Linked DNA regions of Homo sapiens: region 2 is linked to region 1. The links are chromatin loops, found by intact Hi-C in ENCODE. Cell type or tissue: endothelial cell of umbilical vein. All regions are shown on one strand. Each heading gives the region's core, and the rest is flanking DNA. Links, peaks and the distances in the headings are about the cores only. Region 1 overlaps LOC105374660 (a long non-coding RNA gene). Region 2 has its middle 220 kb from the start of LINC02220.

What was found. Hi-C counts contacts between places; a loop is a spot of excess contacts. Peaks named below come from ENCODE experiments on the same cell type or tissue, not always from the same donor. Only the 100,000 strongest peaks of a DNase experiment are listed, where the experiment ranks them.
Region 2: it touches region 1 in a loop (10-fold over the local background); 2 of 110 quality-filtered maps call a loop at or near these places.

The regions. Positions count from the first base shown.
Region 1 is chr5:13,472,652-13,481,867 of GRCh38, forward strand. The region is part of intron 4 of LOC105374660 (a long non-coding RNA gene); the gene reads right to left. Among named protein-coding and RNA genes, the nearest start is that of DNAH5-AS1, 380 kb to the right of the region's middle. RefSeq lists enhancers at 1,701-2,201, 2,202-2,702. In endothelial cell of umbilical vein, for the core only: a CTCF peak has its summit at 6,432; DNase peaks (open chromatin) are centred at 4,960 and 6,390; H3K27me3 peaks cover 14 bases.
Region 2 is chr5:13,247,916-13,257,248 of GRCh38, forward strand. It overlaps the pseudogene RPS23P5. Among named protein-coding and RNA genes, the nearest start is that of LINC02220, 220 kb to the left of the region's middle. In endothelial cell of umbilical vein, for the core only: a CTCF peak has its summit at 2,965 (motif pointing right); DNase peaks (open chromatin) are centred at 2,096, 4,276 and 4,926; H3K27ac peaks cover 3,584 bases.

The sequences.
Region 1 (9,216 bases), core at 1-8,000:
AATTAAAAATAAAAAATATTAAAATAGAAAAACATACTTATTCACAACAGTATATCCTTGAATAAAACATTTGATGATTAAACATCATGCGAAGTAGGATAATAAAAAGTACTTATTGAGCACAAAAATAAAAATAAGAACCCAAAAGAGCTGTTGATGGAGCAGAGCTTTGTACTTCCCTTGGGTCCAGAAGACACCTAATGACAACCACAGGTGTGAAGAAGGCAAAGACTGAAACCCAGGGTTCCAGGGAGAGGTTAACATTCATTGAGTTTACGGATACATCAAGCGAGGCTCCGCACTTTTATTTGCTTTATTGCTTTTTTCCTCTCCCTAGACCCTGGGCCTAAACGCAGACATGATGGATGCTCTTGTCATATTGTGTGCTGATAACTGTCAGCCTTCCCCTCCCATTCTCACTATAATTTCCTTTAGGAGGTTTGACTTGCTACTGGCTGAGTTCGGAGAAAGCCATTCTTGTCAGACTTAGGAGAAAAGAGAGAGAAGAAATATGGATTTGTGAGTCCAGTTTAAATGAAAAGGTAGCACTTTCCCTGGAAATATTAAATTGGAGGCCATGATTCAGGCTTTCGGGTTTCACTCTAGTTATTCAGCTTTCACTTAAAAAACAGGACTTGGAAGAAAAATATAATCTCAATATTTATCAAAAACATTCAGGGAAAATCATCCCAGTGCTCCCTTGAGAATTAATAAGAAATAACAATTAATAACATATTTTATTTCACAGATGCCAAGTATTTCGGGTGCCCAAGATCTTAGGAATTGTTCATTGTATGCATGGCCCTTTGAGGAGGACTATGTGAGCTATGTGGCCTGTTTGGCCAATCAGGAAGCAACAGGGAATGTCATAGAGGGGATAATTGATGGGATTAAATATAATGCCACGTGTTGGAGGCAGATCAATCCATCTCGTTGATAAATGAAGGGCCACCCTGACAGCCAGTATCTAACTGACACAATAGGGAAGACAAACGTGAATTTGTTTCTAATCTTAAGGTATTCTGAAAGCAACTGATTGAATGGTATTCAACATCAGTGCTTACAATTTGATGTACAGATGCTACTATAGACATGTCTGAGAAAAGTTAACAAATATAGAAGCTAAGTAAATGGTCACCCCAATTCAATAATAATATGATTTGGCTACGGCCCCACCCAAATCTCAATTTGAATTCCTGCATGTTGTGGGAGGGACCTGGTGGGAGATAATTGAATCATGGGGGCAAGTCTTTCCCATGCTGTTCTCATAATAGTGAATAAGTCTCATGAGGTCTGATGGTTTTATAAAGAGGAGTTCCCCTGCACAAGCTCTCTCTCTTTGCCGGCCACCATCCACGTAAAAAGTGACTTGCTCCTCCTTGCCTTCCACCATGATTGTGAGTCCTCCCCAGCCATGTGGAACTGTAAGCCCAATTAAACCTCTTCTTTTGTAAATTGCCCAGTCTCTGGTATGTCTTTATCAGCCCCATAAAAATGAACTCATGCAGTAAATTGGTACCAGTAGAGTGGGACATTGCTGAAAAGATGCCTGAAAATGTGGAAGTGACTTTGGTACTAGGTAAGAAGCAGAGGCTGGAACAGTTTGGAGGGTTCAGAGGAAAACAGGAAAATGTGGGAAAGTTTGGAACTTACTAGAGACTTGTTGAATGGCTTTGACCAGAAGCCTGATAGCATATGGACAATAAGGTCCAGGCTGAGGTGGTCTCAGATGGAGATGAGGAACTTGTTGAGAACTGGAGCAAAGGTGACTCTTGTGATGTTATAGCAAAGAGACTGGCGGTATTTTACCCCTTCCCTAGAGATTTGTGGAACTTTGAACTTGAGAGTGATGATTTAGGGTATATCTGGTGGAAGAAATTTCTAAGCAGCAAAGCATTCAAGATGTGACTTGGGTATTGTTAAAGGTATTCAGTTTTAAAACAGAAGCAGAGCATAAAAGTTTGAAAAATTTCAAGCCCACTGCAGAAATTTGCATAAGTAATAAGGAACCTAACGCTAATCTCCAAGACAAAGGGGAAAATGTCTCCAGGGCATGTCAGAGGTCTTCACATCAGCCCCTCCCATCACAGGCCCAGAGGCCTAGGAGAAAATTGTTTTGTGGGCCGGGCCCAAGGTCCCCATGCTGCGCGCAGCCTAGGGACTTGGTGCTCTGCCTCCCAACTGCTCTAGCCATGGCTGAAAGGTGCCAACATAACGCTCAGGCCATGGCTTCAGAGGGTGCAAGCCCCAAGCCTTGGCAGCTTCCACGTGGTGTTGAGCTTGCAACTGCACAGAAGTCAAGAATTGGGGTTTGGGAACCTCCATCTAGATTTCAGAAGATGTATGGAAACACCTGGATGCCCAGACAGAATTTTGCTGTAGAGGCAGGGCACTAATGGAGAATCTCTGCTAGGGCATTTTTGTGGAAGGGAAATGTGGGGTTGAAGCCCCCACCCAGAGTCCCTACTGGGAAACCACCTAGTGGAGCTGTGAGAAGAAGGCCACCATCCTCCAGATCCCAGAATCGTAGATCCACCGACAGCTTGCATTGTGTGCCTGGAAAAGCCACAGAAACTCAATGCCATCCCATGAAAGCAGCCAGGAGGTAGGTGGTACCCTGCAAAGCCAAAGGGGCAGAGATGTCCAAGACCATGAGAACCCACCTCTTGCATCAGCATGACCTGGATGTGAGACATGGAGTCAAAGGAGATAATTCTGGAGCTTTAAGATTTGACTGCCCTGCTGGATTTTGGACTTGCATGGGGCCTGTACCCACTTTGTTTTGGCCAATTTCTCCCATTTGGAATGGCTGTATTACCCAATGCCTGTACCCCTGTTGTGTCTAGGAAGTAACTAACTTGCTTTTGATTTTACAGGCTCATAGGTGGAAGGGACTTGCCTTGTCTCAGATGAGACACTGGACTGTGGACTTTTGAGTTAATGCTGAAATGAGTTAAGACCATGGAAGACTGTTGGGAAGGCATGATTGGTTTTTAAATGTGAGGACATGAGATTTGGGAGGGGCCAGGGTGGAATGATATGGTCTGGCTGTGTCCCCACCCAAATCTCATCTTGAATTCCCATGTGTTGTGGGAGGAACCTGGTGGGATGTAATTGAATCATGGGGGGCAAGTCTTTCCCATGCTGTTCTCATGATAGTGAATAAGTCTCATGAGATCTGATGGTTTTATAAAGAGGAGTTCCCCTACTCTCCCTTTGCCTGCCACCATCCATGTAAGATGTGACTGGCTCCTCCTTGCCTTCCACCATGATTGTGAGGCCTCATTAGCCATGTGAAACTGTAAGTCCAATTAAACCTCTTTCTCTTGTAAATTGCCCAGTCTCAGGTACGTCCTTATCGGCAGCATGAAAACAGACTAATACAAATAATATCAGAGGAGCCCCCGATTTAAAACCTCAACATATCTTGTCAGCTTCCCAATAACCAAGGCAGAATATGTTGATCTTTTTCAAGGGGTAATTCCAAAAAGTTCAGAGACTTAGCACAGGGAAGCTCCACTGGGAACCATCTCAATCCCTTTGGAGGAACAAAACTAGGCTGCAAACCTCAACCAAAGGAAAAAATCCCGTGAGACAACCTTTTATTTTTTTCAGACCTTCAGTTTCCTAAAATTTTATAGATTTTAATTCAGTGTGGACATAAAACATTGATATCAAATTTAATTTCTTGGAAAATAAAAGTTTGCTTTCATTTCTTTTTTTCCCTGGTATATTGCTACACAAGTCAAAGTTAAAGATGCTATAGAAAACCTAGGCAGCAATTTTATTACAGCTGGCTTTTGAAAGTTCACAGAAGGCTGCAATCATAAATGTCATTTTCATTAGAATAATGTGAAAGGTTACATGCCGCACAGAATAAGACAAGGCTCAGCCGTGGTTTACCATCTTTGAGTTTCCTGGTGTACAAATGATCCCTCGGGCATTACAGCCACAACACCTCACAGGCAAACCAAAGTGAATACATATAAAATAAAACTCTACTGGAAAGAATGCATGAGGTCCTGGCAGTGAAAATTCTATAGAAGTTAAACATTTTCTCATTTAACATACCCCCTCAAAAAAAAAAAAAAAAAAAAAAAAAACTTACCCAATGCTCAGCATTATCCCCGGGAATGCACTTCTAAATCTGCACTGTTTGGAGCTAAATGATAAAGGAACAGCAAGAGCTCTCTTTCAGAACACATAAGCTTATTTAAGACCACAGAAAAGACCATCTCCGGAAGGAAAAGGAAGTGTGTGTGTGTGTGTGTGTGTGTGTGTGTGTATGCATGTGCACACGTGCACACACACATGCATAGTCAGGTGTGTCTTGTGCATTTATGAGTATTCCTGAACAATTTTAACTTCTAAAATGTCACAAGAGTTTGGCTTCTTGTTTATCATTTAAAAAAACCAACTAGATACATTGATCCAGGATGCCAGGATGAAATTTAACTTTCCATGGCACTACCAAAGTAAGTGGACAATGCTGCGGGCTGCTGGTCACCAGTATCTGCATGCCCCCTCTTCATCTTCACTTGGGTCTCTGCTCAAATCCATCACCTCCTCAGAAGCTCACCTACGACTCTCTGATGAGGGAACACACACTCCCCCTGGCCAGGTTAATTTGATGAGTCAACCTGGCTCGGCTACAGTGCCCAATTGTTTGGTCAAATACTAATGACGATGTTGGTGGGAATGTATCCTGTAGATGTGATTAACATCTATAGAGGACTTTAGATAAAGATTACCCTTGATAATGTGTGTGGGACTTATGAAATCAGTTGAAGTTCTTAAGAGCAAAAACTGAGGTTTTCCCAAGAAGGAATTTTGCCTCAAGACTGCAACATAGAAGTAGTGCATTACATCAGCACCATGTGGGAAAGAAAAAAAAATAAAAAGGAGTAGTAGTACTTAGGTTTCCAACCCACCTAGTCTACCCTACAGATCATGGACTTGGCAGCCCGCACAATAACAACCACATGAATCACTTCCTTACAATGTCCGTCTCTCCCTCTCTCCTTCTCTCGAAATACATATATACTTTACTGGTGCTGTTTCTCTGGGGAATACTGACTGATACAGCCTGCTATTCTGTAAGTTTTCCATCTGACCACAGATCTGTCTGTAAGGCAAGGTCACTATATTGAATTGACCTAATCCAATTTGGCCCATCAAGAATGGTCAGATACATTTGATAAATATCACTTGTCTCCAGCAATTAAAGTTACATGGAAGTTTTAAGCCTTCTCTTCTACTACCTGGTTACCAGGGAGTTGTTACAATGAAAATGTGTTTTAGATGAAATAAATATTTTTAAAGCAAACTTTAAACAAAATAAACAGATTTTAGCCTACGTATAGACATACATTCTATTGGTTCTGTTTTTCTGCAGAAGTCTTACTGATACATCCCCTTTCTCTAATTCATCATTCTTCCTAACAATTGTCAGCACCAGCTAAAATACATATGTGGATGTTTATATTTTACTGGTACCTAGGACAGTGTCTGGGACCTAGAAGTCATCCAACTTATACCCATTTATGGGATGCATGGATGAGATGCTGACTTTCCCCAGTCACTGAAATGCTTTACATGAATTAATTCATTCAACCCTTCCTTCCAGCTAGCTCCTTATGAGGCTGATGTCACGTTTTGCTTCCATTTTTCAGGTGCTGAAACTTGGTTGTAGCGAGGTAGAGGGACCCCCCCCAAAAGTCACATAGCTAGCACAGGCGAAGGTGGCCATTAAACCAGGAAGCTGGTCCCCGGAGCCCACGCTCTCAAACACCACATTCTAAATCCCCTTGTGGGAGTTTTCAGCTTCAACAGGATATTGTTTAGAGAGACAATCTTTTTTTTTTAAGTTAAAACCACTAATCACATGTATTAATAAGGTTAAAATATTCTGTTAATTCTGTGATCTTGGGAATCTCACATGATTTGGAGGCACTCTGTTAGACTAGAAATGAGAAATTTTTAATTTAAAGGTGAAAAGAGGAAAAGGGAGTTGAAAAAAAGGAACATTCAATATCATCAGATGTTAAATAGACTTCAGTAAAAATAGTTTCCAAAAAATTAAAATAGAGCAAATTGGCTCACTGCAAAGATTCTAAAAGTAAACAGAGCTGAAAGATCATGGGAGATGTTTGAAAATGAAATATTTCTATCTTCACAAATTATCCTAGTGAGGAAGAAACCAATAAATAAGGTAGCAAAATCTAACAAGAAGGAGGCAGAGGCACAGGGTGATTCTCTAGCAAGCCCCAGAATATGATGCACGATAGAAATAGCGGCCACAATTAAACATTTTCCCTCTGGCCACACCTTCCACCGGGTCGCAGCTTCTGGTTCTGAGTCTCCAAGCCTGCTTAAAAACTGACCCAGAGTTTCTGGAACTCTGTCCCCACCTAGAGGCCTAACAGTAAATAAGAATGAAGGAATTGTAAAATGCAGAGCCGCAGTGCCCAGCGTGTGGCAAGCTCAGTAAACATAGCTATAATCATCACTGATAAAACAGCCTTTAATTATTCTGTAAGCACTTATGAAAGGAAGGGAGCATGCCTAGGAGCCAATAGCAAGTATGTCAGCCATGGAGCTTTCTCTTGGGATACTGCGTCTTGATGTCAGCAACATTTTTGACAAAAATTGCATGGATAGGTTTGTGGTCATCATCAAAAAAAAAAAAAAAGTATGCTGGGTTGTATGGTTAGTTAGCCTGATAGCTGAATAAGCAATGGTGTCCAAACATTGTGGATCTCACATAATACCTGACAACGAGTTTCCATGGTACTGGCTGGCAAGCGACAGATACTGCAAGGCTGGCATAGGTCTGCCCATACCTGATTGGAAGGCAGGTATCTTTATCATTAATAGCTTCTCACTCTAAATGTTTTTCCCCCTCTCTTTACTCTCCTCCTAGGCTTATGTCTAAACTTATTTTGCTACTGGGATAAAGGGGAGAGGAGTCAGCCTCTGTAACAGAGGCAAAGTTACATGTCCAAACTACATACACATCTGACAAAGGCCAGCTGCAGAGACCAGAGGGGCCAGAGCTGGTATTTGCAGATGGCAGCGTGGCCTCAGGCCCCCAAGTGAGCACTGCCTATAAAACTGTCTGACCTTGGAGGTGTACAGGGTTGGTGTGCTATGGTCAACTCCTCACCCCCAGCAAGGGGTCTACCCCAAAGTCTTTGTGTGGAATTCCTTTGTCTTTGGGGAGATTCTTTGGGGGCTGCCTAGAAATCAAGACCTTCCCTAGCTACATATGTTGCCACAGAAAAGTCGGATTTCCTGTCCTACCAACCTAATCCCCACAGGAAATGGGTCGGACTTAAGGTTCTGGAGATGGCCATGATCTTCTCCCAACCAGCTCTGCCATGTTTCTATCTTCTATAAGACTTCCCTGGTGCCATTGGAGCTTGTCTACGGGTACTGCCACGGAACAACCACCAGATGAAATTAAGTCTCAGGCCCCAAGTTCAGAAACACCACAATCTTTAGGGGAAATATGTCGAGTGGCCCTTTATCCAGTGATAAGAGAAAGAGCCACTGCTCTCTGAAGACCCTCAAAAACATTCTGTTCCTAAAGACCCCTCATTTCCCTTCCAAATCTCTGTGAAGTCATCTCCTTAGAGTGTAGGGGGGAGACACAGTGAGGCTGTCAGGTCCTTCCGTAGTTCTGGCTCAGGTTGTTAAGGTCTCCGTTGAGCCCGGACATTCACAGTCAGTGCGAGACTGGAAAGCAGCATTTAATGTGTCAAGTTATTGCTACAGAAAACACTGTATATGACCACATTACACCTGCTTAATACAAGTAAACAGTGGGATGTGGCTGCCATTAGCTATATGCTATAAAGATAGTGAACTGTTTATTGTCACCCAGGCCCTCTGCTCCCTGGCCCACCTAAAGCACTGTGCTGGGCGGACCAAAATGCCTTCTCCTTGAAAAAGAGTTTGAGAAAGCAGAGACCCGTTCGGGATTGAGTGCTGTCAGGAAGGAAGGGGGAGGCAATTCAGAGCTCTGATCTGTCATTTTTCCCTAGGAGTAGGGAGGATTTAAGAGCCCACTGCTGTTAAATCACATAGCACAAGCCCAAGTCTTATACTCTGCCTCTCCTAACTGCCTCTTACTTAGAGGCCCCATGTTTCCTCTGATGCTTATTTTCCCACATTGACACAAGTTTAATAAACCTAACTTTGACTCTAGTGAATTTATGGCAATCTTTGGCTAATGCAAATGGAAAACCAGACACTGTTGATTGCAATGTATTGTTTGAAGAGGATCCCTTGTCTTCTCAAATTTCACTGTGCATATAAATCAAATTGCGGTCTTGTTAAAATGCATACTCAGATTCAACAGGATGACGGGGGTGGGGCCTGAGAGCTTGCATCTCAAGCATGCTCCAGGTGATGCCCTTGCTCCTGGCCTGAGGCACACACTGAGTAGCAAGGATCTGGTACACTGGATCTCAAACCAGATATTTTTTTAAATCACCTGGAGAGCTGCAAAAAAATTACTGAAATTTGGATCTCACTCCCAGAGATTCTGATGTAATTGCCACCATCAAGGCAGATGATTCCAATATGCAGCAAAATCTGGGAAATATTTTCTACTATCTTATCATAGAGTGTGGAAGGCATTGAGGAGCTAAAATAGCAATTGCAAAGAAAACTGTACAGATAAACCAGGGCATGAGAAGGAAGAGAGAAAAGATGGAGAATTTAGAAGCATTTTGCATTTCTGGGATCGCAGAAGTAAGAAAGTTGAGCCAGGAATAGTGGGATGCTAAGTAAGGTTATAGGTCTGGCTAGAGTGTGCTTAGTGCATTCTGTGTTACGCTGGTAATAGGGCTCTTACCCTGTGATAATGATGATAATGTGCAATCTACATGTAAATTAAATAAATAGTAATAAAAGACAAGAGTTCTGGGAGTATGGTCAGCTCCACCATGAAGAAAGGTCAGGTAGGACAATAGAGGTTTTGAGCCACAGAGAAGAATGAAGACACAAAGAGGAAGAACATAAATTATGCATAAAAGAGCTAAGCAACCTATGTTCTTCTAGGGCTTCTGGGTCCTGCTGACCTATAGCTTCTCTCACTGCCCTAGGTCAAATCAATATATGTAATAAATTATGCATTTACTTCCCTCATCTTTCTACTCTTCAATTATCACTTCTGGAAAGTGAAAGGCATATGCCTTCCCTACAATGCCC
Region 2 (9,333 bases), core at 482-8,481, 220 kb before region 1:
TTGTGAGTTTCAGTAGCTTGTGTCATGAAATTGTTATAATTAGATCCTTCCTGTGTTCTGCAAAGGAAAGATCTATTCAAAATGCTTCTAAAATTCTAACAGTCCTCCACAAGTGGAATCATCATTTGTAAATTAATCCTCACCTTTAACAGAGTGGCTTTTGCCACATACTGCTCTCTACTTAATTGTCATCAATCATTAATTTTAAATTAATCCAGCTCAATATTTTTCAAACTGTAACCATGCAACTTTAGTTCTAACTCTCAGAGCTACGGAAATAAAGCACCAGAAAGCAAATTTTGCCTTCACCGTTCTGCTGAAGACTTCCCTGAAAGAGGTCCCCTATTCAGACCTGCACAATACCACGACTTTAGGGAGATGTGACCTCACATTTAATTCCCTAGAATGGTCCCTTTATCTAATCTGGTCTTGGGCAAAATAATTATTGTACCTTATTGTGAAATGCAGAAAAGCAGAGTCAGTCAGATCCTTGCCTCTAACCAATCCAGGTTTGTTTCTCAGTTTTTCCTGGATATGATCCAAGTTGCCTTAGAGAACTTAAGACTAGATTAAAGAAAATGTGCTTGGCATGCGAGGTGTGTTCTGGAAACTGTGACATTTAAATAGAATCATGTTCAAACTTTCACACCTGGGAGTCCAATCTGGCTGAACTTCAGGGGAGCTGGAGCGGGGAGGAGTGGAATAAAGGTATTTAAGTAATTATTTAATTTTGCCAATGCTGACTGTGGGTACTTAGAGATGGCAATTTAAACACAAATTAAAAACAAATATTATTTTCATTGTTACCTGAAAGTCACTGCCTTCTCTTCCTCACATATATTCCCAGAGGCTGTCTCTACAATTATTTAAATGGATTATGAGACTTGAGAAATACAAAGTAACATAATGAAGTAAGGTCTACCATTTTATCCTAATAATTAAAAGTCTGACTTTTTTAAAGGTTACAATGATATTTGCTGTGAAAATACCCAGCATAACATTATGAAAACAGAGACTCAGAGGACCACTTGGTACTTTGTGGGATCACTTAAAATTAAGGTTTTATTCTACTCTCTGTACTGTTTTTAGGATGCAGATTTGAAGCTATCACCGTAGTCATTTCTTTTAAATGTATGTACTTTAAATTTTAAAAAGAAAATTAGTTCACTTTCAATGATGAATTATTCAGTTGCTTATGCTTAATAGTATTAAATCTTCTGGATTTTGACAAGGTTTTAAGACCATATTAATAATCAACCACTAACAGTTCCATTGCATTTGTACTCTGAATATAAATATTGTACACATTTCTATTTCTTTAAGCTTTTATTTAAAGTGTGTCTTTCTGGCCAAATAAAAAATAATAATTTTCTTATGAATTCAAAGCGAGTGGAATGCCTCTGACATTCATACAGCTCTGCAACTCAAATCAATTTTGTCCATGTACAAAAGCATCATCTAGAATCTTTGTACATTGCATCCTCATCAGCTAACTCAAATCTTCTTTGTACAAGAAGTAGCACTGACATAAACAATTTTCAAAATAAACATTAAAAGATATAGTAAATCTGCTGCATGACTACAAGAAGAGTACAACAGTAAGATATAGTTTTGAAATAAACATGAGATATTATCAGTCAGAATAGGCTAGGCATGCTGCATTAATAAACAACCCAAAATTTCAGTGGCTTAAGCATAACAAAGGATTCTTATTTTCTTGTACTTCATGGCTCTTGTGAGTCATTGATAACTGCTCAGGTCAGTCCCTCAGCATACCAGCTAATGAAGCGCCATCATTTTTTAGATCTCTGCAGAATTACTCCTAGAGTTTTATATAATGGAGAGAGTGCTCCTGGAAACTTGGATCAAAATTAAATGTGCAGGCCAGACATCATGCACAGCATCTCCAGTCTCAACTCATTGGTCAGAAATGGATTTGTTACTTTATGAATCACAAGAAGTCAGAAACTGGGCCAATCCTGTAGTCAACAACTGTGAGAGAAAAAACTGTGCATTTAAATAACCGTAAAGACCAGCATAGTCTACCTATCTGATCAACACATATTTGTTTCACTCTTCAATTCACCAGCAAAATACATTTACAGACTTCCTGAGTGAGACAACATAATTGTTCATCCAGTCATGTCATGGAGGGCAAAGGCTTAGATCTGTGAGTGATTCATGGTGGTGTCTATATCAGGGAGTACACTCATTATTAAACTATGATCTCTCAGCTTGATTCCCATCATTCTATATTCCAATTTATTTTAATTTTTGGCATATAAAAATGTATTACTACTGTGGTTTTACCACAAAAAATTATGATCTTGGTCTTTCCTTCTTGCTTTTGTATAGGACCAAGAGACATTGGCTACTCTGACAACATTAAAGCGGACTACAGGAATGTCAACAACAGTATGACCTTTTTGACAAATTCAGCAACCAGAAATTCATCTTTTCCTCAATAAAGTTCAAGCAACCATCGTTGGGTACAAAGACTATGATTTTCTTGCCATTCTCAATCAGCTGAACTATAGTACACTTCCTGATATTAGAATTTGGCCATTCGGCTTCAACTCCTATTTTTCCAACACAGTTCTCTTTGTATGGGAAACATTTCCAAAAGCGTTGGCCTTCAGGCTGTGCCTAAATGGGCTTTCTTGTACTGTTTGTCATTCCACTTATGTTCCTGTCAGTGAACAGGGAGATTCTTGGTACAAAGTACAAAGTCCACAACATTTGTTCATCCTGCCATTGCCAAAGGCCTGAGCAAAAGAGAAAACCAGCAGCCATACTTCCTTTTATGACACCAACATTCTGCAAACTATGTTTTAACAGCTGACTCCCTGCTAGATTTTGCTATTAGGGGGTTCTATAAGGAGACTGGAAGAAGAAAAATAAAATGCACAATGCTTGCTCTTTGATCCAAACTCACTCCAGTAATAACTCTTCAGTCCACTAGGGGCAGCTATTTGAGTAAGAGCAACTTACAACCTGTAGTTTTTCAACACTCCCAAAAGAGTCTCATTTTGCCCCTTCACAAACAGGAGCATCAGTTTCCTACATACCCCACAACTCCATCTCCAGAGAGCTCTTCCTCCGAATGTACCAGTCTGAAATCCACCAGTCTGAAATGTATCAGTCTGAAATTTACCAGGCTGAATCCCAGCTCTGAGATAATTCTAACTTTTCCTACAGTTTCCAAACTCTAGGAGTGGTATTAACTTTCTTTAGAAAAGAAAGCATCACATACTCTCTATGTGATGTTTCTGTGTTTTATTGCCTTTTCATTTCCCTAATACTACTAAATGATGTTTTATATTAAATTCTCAGTTAAAATAACTGGGGTGTTTTGCGATTATTTTTTTTTTCTTCTGACTAGACCCCGACTGAATTAGTCTATACTTCCAGTTTGGAATTAGTTCCTCTTGATGCAGAGGAGCTAATTGTACACTTGAAGACAAGGTATTTGTCCTCAATCCACCCTGTAAAAAAGCGTGGGTTTGAAACAGGCTATCTTCAATACATGTTTCTATTTAGAAAATAGAAAGAATATGAAATATTAAGCAGTTAACTTTCTGGGTCTGGACAGAAGTTTCTAAGGGAAAAGGAATATTCATTATTATACTCTAATCTTTCTCCTTAGGAGGAAACCTTCAGTCGATTGTTTGTAACCTCTGGAAGTCCTATACTTTCCATCATCCTTTTAGGTCATCTCTGAAGAGAGCATTGGAGAGCACTGGGGAGCATTCCCTCTGGATTGAGTCCTCTGATAAGCAGATGCTAGGAGAGTATTAAACATGAAATAAATTTCTTAGAAAGTAATGCCTGTGAGAAAAAAAAAATGGAAAAGGCACTCAGGGAGGCTGGGGAACCTTCAGATCATGACGCAGGTCTGACCCCAAGAGGAGGAGAGAGAAAAGGAAGCAAGGAAAGAGGGAAGGAAGGAAGGGAGGGCTGAAGTTTCTTAAAATGCAAAGCAAGGCTAAGACAATTTTGGCACAAACATCTGTGAGTTTTGGGGGTTAAGTCACCCAGAAAAGGGGTCTCTTGTCCCAGGAATGAGCCTGGCTTAGGATCCCTGGCATATTCAGGCACAACTGGGAGCAGCCTGTGGGATGGTGGCATCAGCACATACACAGCCACGATTTCAGAGGGCAGCGACTAAGCGCTTGGTCATAGGCTTCTGCAGGTGGCGATCTGAGTTGCACTTCCTCATGGCCGCCACATCTGTTTTGGGACTGAAAAGCTTCCTGAGATTGTCCTCTTCCAATATAAACATGAGGGTTCAAGATTGCATAATGTCCAAAGCAGTACGACTTAAATTAACTTCCTCTTTGCCAGCATAGCTTTCTCAAAAACTTAGTCTTATCTATGTTATTCTAATCAACAGCACATTCCAATAGCTATACACATAGATCTTTCCAAGACTTTAAACTCTCCTTCTCTGGACATAATTGCTGGTACCTGGAGCTTATCAGATATCCATGAGAGGCCATACTCTGGTGTATTTCCTCCTTTAAGTTATTTTGTCCAACTAAAAGGATTAATAGATCTGCACTTAAGCCATTAAAAAGATGAACAACGGATGTGAAAGCCATACTTTTGATTCTTGCCTCTAGGCAGAGGTTTAATCTGATTTTGGTACTCACATAATTTATTTGTCTTTTTCTATTTCGGATAAAACAACAACAACAACAACAAAGAAAAACAGTTACTTCTTCCAAACCTACAAGTATCTGAATATCTGTACCCTCTATTTTCTTTAGTCCTGATTTCAAACCAGTCAATTCTGTTATCTTGCTTTTAGTACTTTCTCAAATGGAGTGGCAAAAACAACTAATGGCATTCTGCTTCCCAAACTCTACCGCTGAAGCAACATGTTTATTACGCATATTATGTGACTTCCAAGTTTATTCAAGCAACAGTTTCACCATATAATTTGTCGCCCTGTAACAATGATTTTTTTTTTTTTCTGAATGACCATGCATTAGAGATTAAATTCTAGTTCTGGAAGGATATGTGTCACCAAAATTACTTACATAATCCCAATAAACCGCACAGGCACGGAAAGGTCATTCCCCACATGTATCTGGAGAAGGAAAGAGGGGAATAATTTAGCAAGCAGTAGGACTTCCATAAAGGTTGTGTTAAAAAAAAAAAAAAAAAAAGTAAAGTATCTGTACCAGGTACACTAAATCTTGCTCATTTCATTCAAATTTATTTTGCTATTAATATACATGTACCTAATTGGTTGAGCATAATTAAACTAGATTTCCAAGATTTAAATAGGATTGCTACTAATAAGCTAGAGATTGCCAGTGACAGCATGAGATATGATTTTCAGGGCATCTGCAGTCTGAGAATTGCCAATGCCATGGCATTTCCTTTAGTACCTCCCTGTTCTACTTGGAATCATGAAAACCTTCAGACATGTAAGGAAAAATCATCTTTTTGGAGCCCTTTAAATATAAGTTATGCCAATCATCTGTTCACCAAACCATTCACTGTTGATATTTCTCTACATGTTAGTGAAACATTTTGCTCCCCTTCTCCACAATCCCCCTCAAACCACAGAGAGGGAAATTTCTACCAATAATTCCATCCTATGTGGGGTATGTTGAGATGGAAGCTTCTGTCCCTCTTTTTGCCCCCTTTCTTTACACCTGCAGATACGTGGTCAAGTGACTAACCTGATGAGTGGAGTTAAGGAAAGCCTGATGTGTGAGCTATAAGCTAAGTAAGCAAATACCACAGTTTAATTGAGAGCATCCAGATTTCAATCTGTATCCTGACATAATTATTAATAGTGCACCCTTTCAGTTTAAAAAGTGTCTCAGTTTTCATAGAAAATTGTGTAGTACCTCTAGTTAAGTGACCCTAATGATACATGGCCTATTCCTTGCTTCCTGTTGGACCTGCCTATGTTCTTGAGGGGCAGATTTGGAGCTCCCACTCCCCATAATTCCTTCTGAGTGAGTTCTCTTGACTTTACAAAGGCCTGTGTGACGGTTAATTTTTATGTCAACTTCACTAAAGTGTGATGCCCAGTTGTTTGGTCAAACACTAGACTAGATGTTACTGTGAAGGTATTTCATAGATGTGGTGAACATCTACAATCTGAGAGATTCATTCTGAGGTGAAACAATGTTTTGTTTTTGTTGTTGTTTTTGGTTGAGATGGAGTCTCACTCTGTCACCCAGGCTGGAGTGCAATAGCACGATCTCAGCTCATGGCTCACAGCAAACTCCGCCTCCTGGGTTCAAGCAATTCTCCTGCCTCAGCTTCCCGAGTAGCTGGGATTACAGGCGCGTGCCACCACACCTAACTAGTTTTGAATTTTTAGTAGAGATGGGGTTTCACCATGTTGGCCAGGCTGGTCTCAAACTCCAAACCTCAGGTGATCCACCTGCCTCGGCTTCCCAAAGTGCTGGATTACAGGCGTGAACCACCGCACCCGGACTGAAACAATATTTTGATGGCAGAGTCAACCAGGTTTCGCATGGGCTAAGGTGACAATATCTTCAGGAAGCATAATCTTATACATTTATCTTTGATTTTATCCAGTTTAGAGTTTATCTATTAAATTTTACTTGGATATATTTTCCTATTTCAATATTCTTTATTGATCATTTTTATATTCACCTATCTTGTTTGTCTCTGCTTTATTTTGCCTTATATATTATTAATTTTTTTATGAATGTTGGGTTGAGATTTCTCTCTCTCATTCTCCTTTCCTCCCCTCGCCCCCACCTTTCTCTACTCCTCTGTGGCCCCAGTTCAGAACCATAACTATTTCAGATAACTGAGGTCTTTGGTGATGTAGGGTTATTGAACATACAGTCATTGTCACTACATCAGAGAGTAACCTCACTTACACTTATGCTATTTTGATACTTTCTTTCTCCCTCATGCCATAGACTATAAGTTGTAACCTTAGAACAATTCTTTTTGCGGAGCAAATAACTCTATTCCACTACTTCTTATGGGGAACTGTTATTCCCATTTTCCCAAGAAGGCTATGGGTGCCGCTGCTCATTTGCTGCTGTCATTCTAATCCCTGAAGCCTCAGAGGGTCCGTTTTGCACAATGTGTTTCATTTTTTGTTATACAAAGATGGCTGTATTAATTTTGTAGTATATACGTGTTCCTTAATGTTCTCCTTTAAATAACAGCCATCGTCATTATGCATTTGGAGCAGGAAGATTCAAAATATGAAGTTCCGTTGCCATCTTGGCTTGAATGCAGCAGGATATTCTCAACACATTCTCGCCTTACCTGTGGCTTCAGGCCATTTCCAATGTTGTTGCTTCCTTCTTTTTGCTTTTATATATTTTCTGACTTTCCTTCAATGACTGCATATTTCTTTTGACAAGAGAAAAGGATGGATTTAAGATCTCAACAAAAGGGAAGGATAATTTGTAAATGTTTAATTTATAGACATTTGATGGGTTTTCTAATATTTATTGGACTATTTCTGTCTAGAAAAAACAGAAAAAATTCTCAAGTAGATAAGAACATCACGCCAGAAGTGGGAACAAAAGGATATTAAGAGAAGGTAGTCAACTACATTTTCTTACTTCATGAAGTTTAAATATTTCCATATAATCAACAATTCTCACTTCTGAGCACAGTACAAGTTAACAGCCATTTTCCAAACAGCACACCTAACTTTAGGTACTGCTTGATAATTTGCTTGCAATCCCCAAGCTAAATACTGAGGTTTGAAAATATTTACTTCTTTGATACCAGTGTGTAGGTTTGGCTTAAATTGTTGATCAAAATCTCAACCAGACATATTTGCATAAAAGAATCCTACTAGAAAAAATGCACTATCAGAAAAAAATGTAATTTTTCTCACATGTTAAAAACAAAGACACTTCAGGGGATGCTTGTCAAATGTCTTAAAGGTAGTTCTATACATGCAACAGTGTATAAGATTTCAGTCTAGAATCTTTCCTTTCACCTCAAATAGGTTTCTGCCTTTAAGTTACAAAATAAAATTTAGTCCTTAATGTCTAAATAACCAACTGTGTCATAGTTTGTTTTGTGCTGCTATAATGGAATACCAGACTGGGTAATTTGTAAAGAACAGAAATTTATTTCTCACAGTTCTGCAGACTGAGAAGTCAAGATTAAGGCACCAGCAGGCTCAGTGTTTGATGAGGGCAGCTCTCTGCTTTCAAGATGGTGCCTTGAGTGTTGCATCCTCAAAAGGGGAGGAATGTAGTGTCCTTATATGACAGAAGTCAGAAGGGCAAAAAAGAGTAAACTCCTTCTATCAAGCCCTTTTATAAGGGCACCTAATCCCATTCATGAGTGAAGCTGTCATAACTGAATCACCTATCAATGTCCACACATCCAAAAACTGTTGCATGGGGGATTAAATTTTAACATGAATTTTAGAGTTGACAAAAGCATTCAAACCACAGCTAACTGTATATTTAAATATTTAAATGGCTGATGTTACCAGTTATAGTATTTTAAATAGCTGAAGGATGTAAGAGGATCAAAAAGTGACTATGTGTAGTAGAAATCATTAATCCCAAACCAAAAGAGATATTGGTATGGAAACCAGTGAATTGGTTTCTTCATATCAATTATCTACTGGGATTCTGAAAATATTTTATCCACTAGTTTTATAATCCTACAGCCATAGAACACCAGTGGAACCCATGCTGGGAAGCCCAATGATCACTGCTTAGTCCTCACCTTATTGGTCCTGTCTAAAGCAAAAATTGCACTAGGAAAAGTTAATCAAACAAGGAAGACTTTATTCAAGAATACTGCAATAGGGAAGAGATGCCAAAATTAAAATCTAAACTCAACTATGCTGAAACAAAATGCAGGGGAATTTTTAATTGTGGAGTGAGATAGTGGCAAAGTACTGGAGAACTTTTGGGGTAAGGATGATTAATAGGATGGGTTGAACACATTGAGTTATTCCTAAGTTTTCACGTGTTTTTTGTTTTGTTTTGTTTTCTTGTGATTAGACCATCTGCATCTTCTATTTGGCATTCCTCAAAGTTAGGATCCCACCCTCTCAAATAAACTGAGGAATAGGAGCTCTACCTTCCTTGATGATTACCTCTCAAAGAGATGGCTCCTAAGTCTTTGTACGAGACATTTCTAGGCTATAAAACTGGTAGAAAGCTTTAAAAAATATTTATATCCCAAGGGAACAAAGAATTTATAATTACACATATTCTAAAGGAAATGGTCTGTGGAGTTCAGGGGTCTTGAATTAGGAAGAAGTCTGTCTTAGCTTTAGTCCAGCTGGATGGCACTTCAAGGCCCTCTTGGTCAGTCCTCTCAGCAGCATTTGACACAATT